Regions from separate parts of the Homo sapiens genome. Here region 2 is linked to region 1. Evidence: read pairs that join two places in POLR2A ChIA-PET (ENCODE). Cell type or tissue: MCF 10A. All regions are shown on one strand. Each heading gives the region's core, and the rest is flanking DNA. Links, peaks and the distances in the headings are about the cores only.

Evidence for each region. ChIA-PET counts read pairs that join two places held together with the same protein. Peaks named below come from ENCODE experiments on the same cell type or tissue, not always from the same donor. Only the 100,000 strongest peaks of a DNase experiment are listed, where the experiment ranks them.
Region 2: POLR2A ChIA-PET joins it to region 1 with 13 read pairs; 3 of 35 experiments call an interaction of 5 or more read pairs at or near these places.

Annotation. Positions count from the first base shown.
Region 1 is chr6:134,464,972-134,467,791 of GRCh38, forward strand. All of the region lies in intron 2 of CT69 (cancer/testis associated transcript 69), which reads right to left. All of the region lies in intron 2 of LINC01010 (long intergenic non-protein coding RNA 1010), which reads left to right. Among named protein-coding and RNA genes, the nearest start is that of CT69, 13 kb to the right of the region's middle. In MCF 10A, for the core only: no CTCF peak of the experiment used is centred there; a DNase peak (open chromatin) is centred at 1,160.
Region 2 is chr6:134,373,261-134,376,080 of GRCh38, forward strand. No RefSeq gene overlaps it. Among named protein-coding and RNA genes, the nearest start is that of SGK1, 57 kb to the left of the region's middle. In MCF 10A, for the core only: no CTCF peak of the experiment used is centred there; DNase peaks (open chromatin) are centred at 361 and 1,471.

The DNA of each region.
Region 1 (2,820 bases), core at 110-2,609:
GCTATGAGAAGTAGGCAAATGATGCGGCTGAACAATGCCTCCTTGACTTCAGGATATAAAAACTACTTTCATGAGCTTCAAGTCAGGGTAAGTGGGGAAAATGACAATAAAAGTAAATTTAAAAAACCACATTTAAACCCAGTCAACTTAGGATATTTTGTAGTACAAGCGCCAATCTATATGGTTCCTCTGAGATGCCCACATCGCAGGAAGCCTCAAATTTAACTACCAGAAATATTCTGAGAAAATAAAATAAGAAATTCTAAGCTTATAAACGCTTTTGTATGTGCTATTTTAGGTAGTTTTCAGTATGAGTCATTTATCTCCTCCCACAACCGAACTTCAATCATGTTTCAGCTTATTCTAATTAGTTTCTCATTATCTTTTAAATTATTATTTATTTCTGCATGTATTCCTTCCTCAATTTTTAAAAATGTATTATTAAATTTATTGTTGGTAACTCTTTTTCTCAGAAACTCTAAGTTTCAAGAATTTCTCTTATTGTTATTATTATGTTTTGAGACAGAGTCTTGCTCTGTCACCCATGCTGCAGTGCAGTGGTGCAATCTTGGCTCACTGCAACCTCCATGTCCCCAGTTCAAGCGATTCTCGTGCCTCAGCCTCCCGAATAGCTGAGATTACAGGCGTGTGCCAACACACCCAGCTAATTTTTCTATTTTTAGTAGAGACACGGTTTTGAACTCCCGGCCTCAAGTAATCCGCCCACCTTGGCCTCCCAAAGTGCTGGGATTACAGGCATGAGCCACTGTGCCTGGCCAAGAGTTTCCTATATGATGCAGTCATGCTCTGAAAAGGATAAGCAATAATCTAATATGCAATATACAATGCAATAATAATATATGCTTGTATATGTATAATATTTTATAACTACAAAGACTTTCACATATATTATCTCATTTAATCCTGAACACACAATAGCATCCAACCCTCCTCCTTTTCCTCCTGAGCACAGTGTTAAATGTTCCCTATGCAATGTCTCTAGAGATGAAAGAGTCAGGAGAGAAAGACATTAAGGAATATATTTGGATATATTAGGGGACCATGAAAGGTAGTTGAACCAACACTGCATAACCTAGGCATGAGCAGTCCCAGGAGGAGTGGCTTCTCTGCTGTTTATTTCTACTATCTGGTATTGGGCAAGTTAGAACCTCTTCAGACCTCTGTTTGCTCATAGGCAAAATTAACACATACCTGCCCTGACTCCCCGACAGAGCTACCATGAGAATCAAATTAGGTAACATGTGAGAAAATATTTTATAGTTTGCCAGATGCCAAATAAATATTTTTATGAACTTTCTTTCTGTACTTCACTCTTGTGGCATCAACATTTGTGGCATTAACCTAAACAGAAGCCTCAGTCAATTAAAGAATAGAAAAGATAAACATTTTTAGAACTGTAAAGCGTGTTCTAAGAGTTTCTTGGCCATTTGACTTTTCTTATAATCAAAACATAAAGCCATTCACCTGGCAGCTGGGTACCTGAATTATAATTTAGTAACAGTTGCGCTCAAGAGGAAACCAAGATCCTATAGGACCTTTCACAAATCAGGGTTCTTATTTTTTATTATTCTCAAAGTGAAGTCTGCAGACCACCTGCATCCAAATCCCATGGCATAATTATAAACATTTCTGATTGCTGCACCCTGCTTTTACCTACTGAATCAGAAGCTCCCAGAATATGGGCCCAGAAACAAACCTTTTTTTAGAAAACACACTAGCTGATACTTATGCTCACTAGTCCAAGAAACCCAGAACTTACTGGTTGAAATTTGCAAGTTGTAAGAGAACATTTGTTCTTCATTTCTTTCCAGCAGTAACAAGATTTCTCTATCAACATTCTATTAAAAACAGATATGAGCACGTATGTGAAATAAAAGCAGCACTCCACTTGTGTGCAAAATTTGACATCATTTTTTTGAAAGTGCCTTGAAGTAATGTTATCTCAGCTTTCTTTAATTGGATGGTGCATTTATAGGAGGAGTTTGGAAAACATATTCTCTTGCAGTGTTATTCCTGACCTCTACTCAAAAAACTAACAATCTCACAAGCAGTTAAATTGATAACCAACCAGTCATTCTCCAATTAGGAGCCTCAACTCACTTCAAGTAATAACATTAAAATTCTCCAAGTGTTAGCAGTCTGCACTGTACCTTGAAATAAAAAGATAGAGATTTTGCCTTTGGTGTTCAATAAATATAGAATAATATAATATAATTTCAGAAGCTATAAGCTTATTATCAATCAGCTTCATAGAAACACAGGACTAAAATGGATTACTCATTACTAAGTCAACAGACAACTATGTGCCTGGCACTGATCTAGGGTTAGGGCCAGAGGAGTAAATAAAGCAAACAAAGCTTCCCCGGCACTTACATTCTGGTTGGGGAGGAAGAGTGTGCAGGAAATAAAGAACAGGCTAACATTTAATATTTCTAACATATCAAATGGCATGTTAGAAGATGATAAGAATAATGGAAAACAGTTTACTGCAACAGAGTTTTCAGAAGGGATTAGATTGCAATTCTAAATATGAATAACACAGCAAAAAGCAAAAAAAAAAAAAAAAGGATTTTTTTTGGCTGGTACACATGGGTATTAGTTTGTACTCTTGAAAGCTAATGGAATATCCATAGACCCTACTATACTAAATTTTAAACTCTAGGCACTGCAAAACGAGAATACTATCCACTTCTTCACACACATTTGTAGCCACCTTTACATTAGAGGCACCATCTGTAGTTATGACTGGTCTCTTTTTTCCCTGAGGTATGATCCTGTCTTCTTATCATTCCTGATATC
Region 2 (2,820 bases), core at 140-2,639, 92 kb before region 1:
AATTTTCATGAAGGAAATGACTTCTAATCCAAATGGTTTATTTGTAGGATTAATGTCATATGAACCTGTTTTATACAAAGTTGTAGGGAGACAAAAAAAAGGGAAGAAATTAATTTCGAGCCTAAATATACCAGTAAATAAATAAGTTGACAAAAATGAGCTAATTTTAACTTCAAATCACTCACCCAATTCGTCTTGTACAATAACCTCAGAAACACAAATACACCATGTCCGGCTGCATATGAAAGTGGCAAGAGCTTGTCATTTCCATTTTTAAAAGGAGAAGCAAATGTGTCTAGCTTACTCAATTTTTTCCTAACTTCAACTTTCATGTTTATATAACCATCAGGGAGACGTGCTGACTCACAGTCAGCCTCTGGGGCAGCACTTCCCTTTTCTTTAGTTCTTGAAGAAACAAGTATGGTGCTCCCAGGAGAGTGGACAAGCTAACCATGTGAGTTTTTTATACACACAAGTAATATAATCGTGTACATTTATGTTAATTGACAAAAGTCTGAACAAGATAATCCCTAAACAATAAGAATGATTTTATTTTATTTATTTAATTTTTTTGAGATGGAGTCTCACTCTGTTACCCAAGCTGGCTTGATCTTGACTCACTGCAACCTCCATCTCCCAGGTTCAAGTGATTCTCCTGCCTCTGCCTCCCGAGTAGCTGGGACTACAGGCTCACACGCCACCACACCCAGCTAATTAAGAATTATTTTAAGCAAGAATTGCTTTTTAAAATGCTAAACAAAATGATAAAGTCCACAAGTTTTTAGGTTTGTAGGTGAAGTCTTAGCTGACTTCCCACCTCCAGCAGGTTGGAAACTGTTCTTGATGCTCCCATAATACTTAGGATTTACACGATCATTGCGACACTACAGCACTTAATAGTAGCCAGGAGATAGAAGGTTCCGTGTATGGGGTACTGAGTTTGCACTGCACTTCTTCTCACTCCAGGCCACAGACCCCCGGACTCTACTTCCTTCCTTAGAGTCAGGAACTAAGAGGAAAATATTCAGCTTGGTTTTCTGGAGTGAGAAATACAGGGTTGAGACTACGTCAAGACAGTTATGTAAATAATGTAGGTGAAAAACTGAAGAAGAGATGAGGAGCCACCACAGCTTCCCAATCGATTTATTTGCTTCCAACTTTTCCAACATTGCTGCTCAGTGAGCTTTCAAAAATGCCAGTCCAATTAATTCACTTTTCTGCTTAAAACCCTTCAGTGCATCCGAGGGGACTTGAGATAAAGACCAAAGCCCTCACCTGCCCTGGAGGCCTTGAGTGACATGGTCCTCCCCTCACCTGCCTGGGGAAACCACTCTTGCTCCTGAGGGCTCCAGACTTCACCTGCAGTTGCTCTCTTAGTTCATCGAAACAGATGGGCTTCTTCCTGCCTCAGGGCCATTGCTCCTGCTGTCCTCCTGCCTGAATCATCGCAGCAGACTGCCAGCCCTTCTGCTGTCTTTGGCTGCACACTTCTTTTCTTTGGCCAGCCAAGAGATGACTGAAGTTTGAATTTGAATGCCTTAAGGCCAGTAGACTTCCTCCAGTGGGCCTTCAGTTCTAATATTTCTTGTTGTCTTACCCCTGCCAGATGCACACATTTGTGTTACCTGCCTGATCTCTTAAAGGAATTTGAGTTTGCAATCTCTGGACTAATTAATGTCTACTGATCAACCAATAAAGCACAAATGCCACCTCCTCACAAAAACTTTCACAGCCCCACAAAAAATCCTGTACTTTCCCTTCATAGCACTTGTCACAACAACAATTAAATAACTAATTGTGTTATTACATGTCTAAAGTCTATATTCCCGGCCAGCATGGACATTCCAAAAGGGCAGGGACTCTTGTCTTTTTCACCACTATGTTCTTAGTGTTTACATATAGAAGGCACTCAATGATTGAATGGATGAATGATAAAGCTAAAGTATTCCAAAGCTTAGTGACATAAATAATTCTCTAAAAGCTTTAAATGAGAATTATAGGCAAACATTTTTCTGAGATTATTTGAGCCTAGTCCTTCCAGGAGACACTGAGATCCCACAACCCTGAGGATGATATATCACGGGAAGCTCATGACAGTGATTTCGTACTACTGTGCTAGGTCTAAAGGGCAGAAGGAATGGGGAAGCCAAGAGGGCTCCAGGCTCCATGCAACTAATGAAACCATAGCAGCTCTACTTGCTAGACTTTTATCATTATTCACTTTCTTTCTTTCTTCCTTTTTTTTTTTTGAGACAGAGTTTCACTCTTGTTGCCCATGCTGGAGTGCAATGGTGCAATCTCGGCTCATCGCAAACTCTGTCTCCCGGGTTCAAGCGATTCTCCTGCCTCAGCCTCCTGAGTAGCTAGGATTACAGGCATGTGCCACCACGCCAAGCTAATTTTGTATTTTTAGTAGAGATGGGGTTTCTCCATGTTGGTCAGGCTGGTCTCAAACTCCTGACCTCAGGTGATCTGCCCACCTCAGCCTCCCAAAGTGCTGGAATTACAGGCATGAACCACCGCGCCCAGCCTGTCATTATTCACTTTCTATCTTTTATGTAAATATAGTGAATTTCTGCATAGGATTTGTCTGAACAAACCTTATACCAAGGCTTTGACAGTGTCTATCTTATTGGTTATGGTATCCATGGCTCCTAGGATGGTGCCTGGCACTGAGTGTTGGTGTCTATGAATGGTAACCTACTTGTGGTAAAGATATTTACAAAGCTAGGATCAGATTTCTGTTGTGTTTCAGGATCAGGAAGTAGTGAAGCTGTCCTATTGCAGGTAACATTGGTAGCATTACCTATCACATATGAT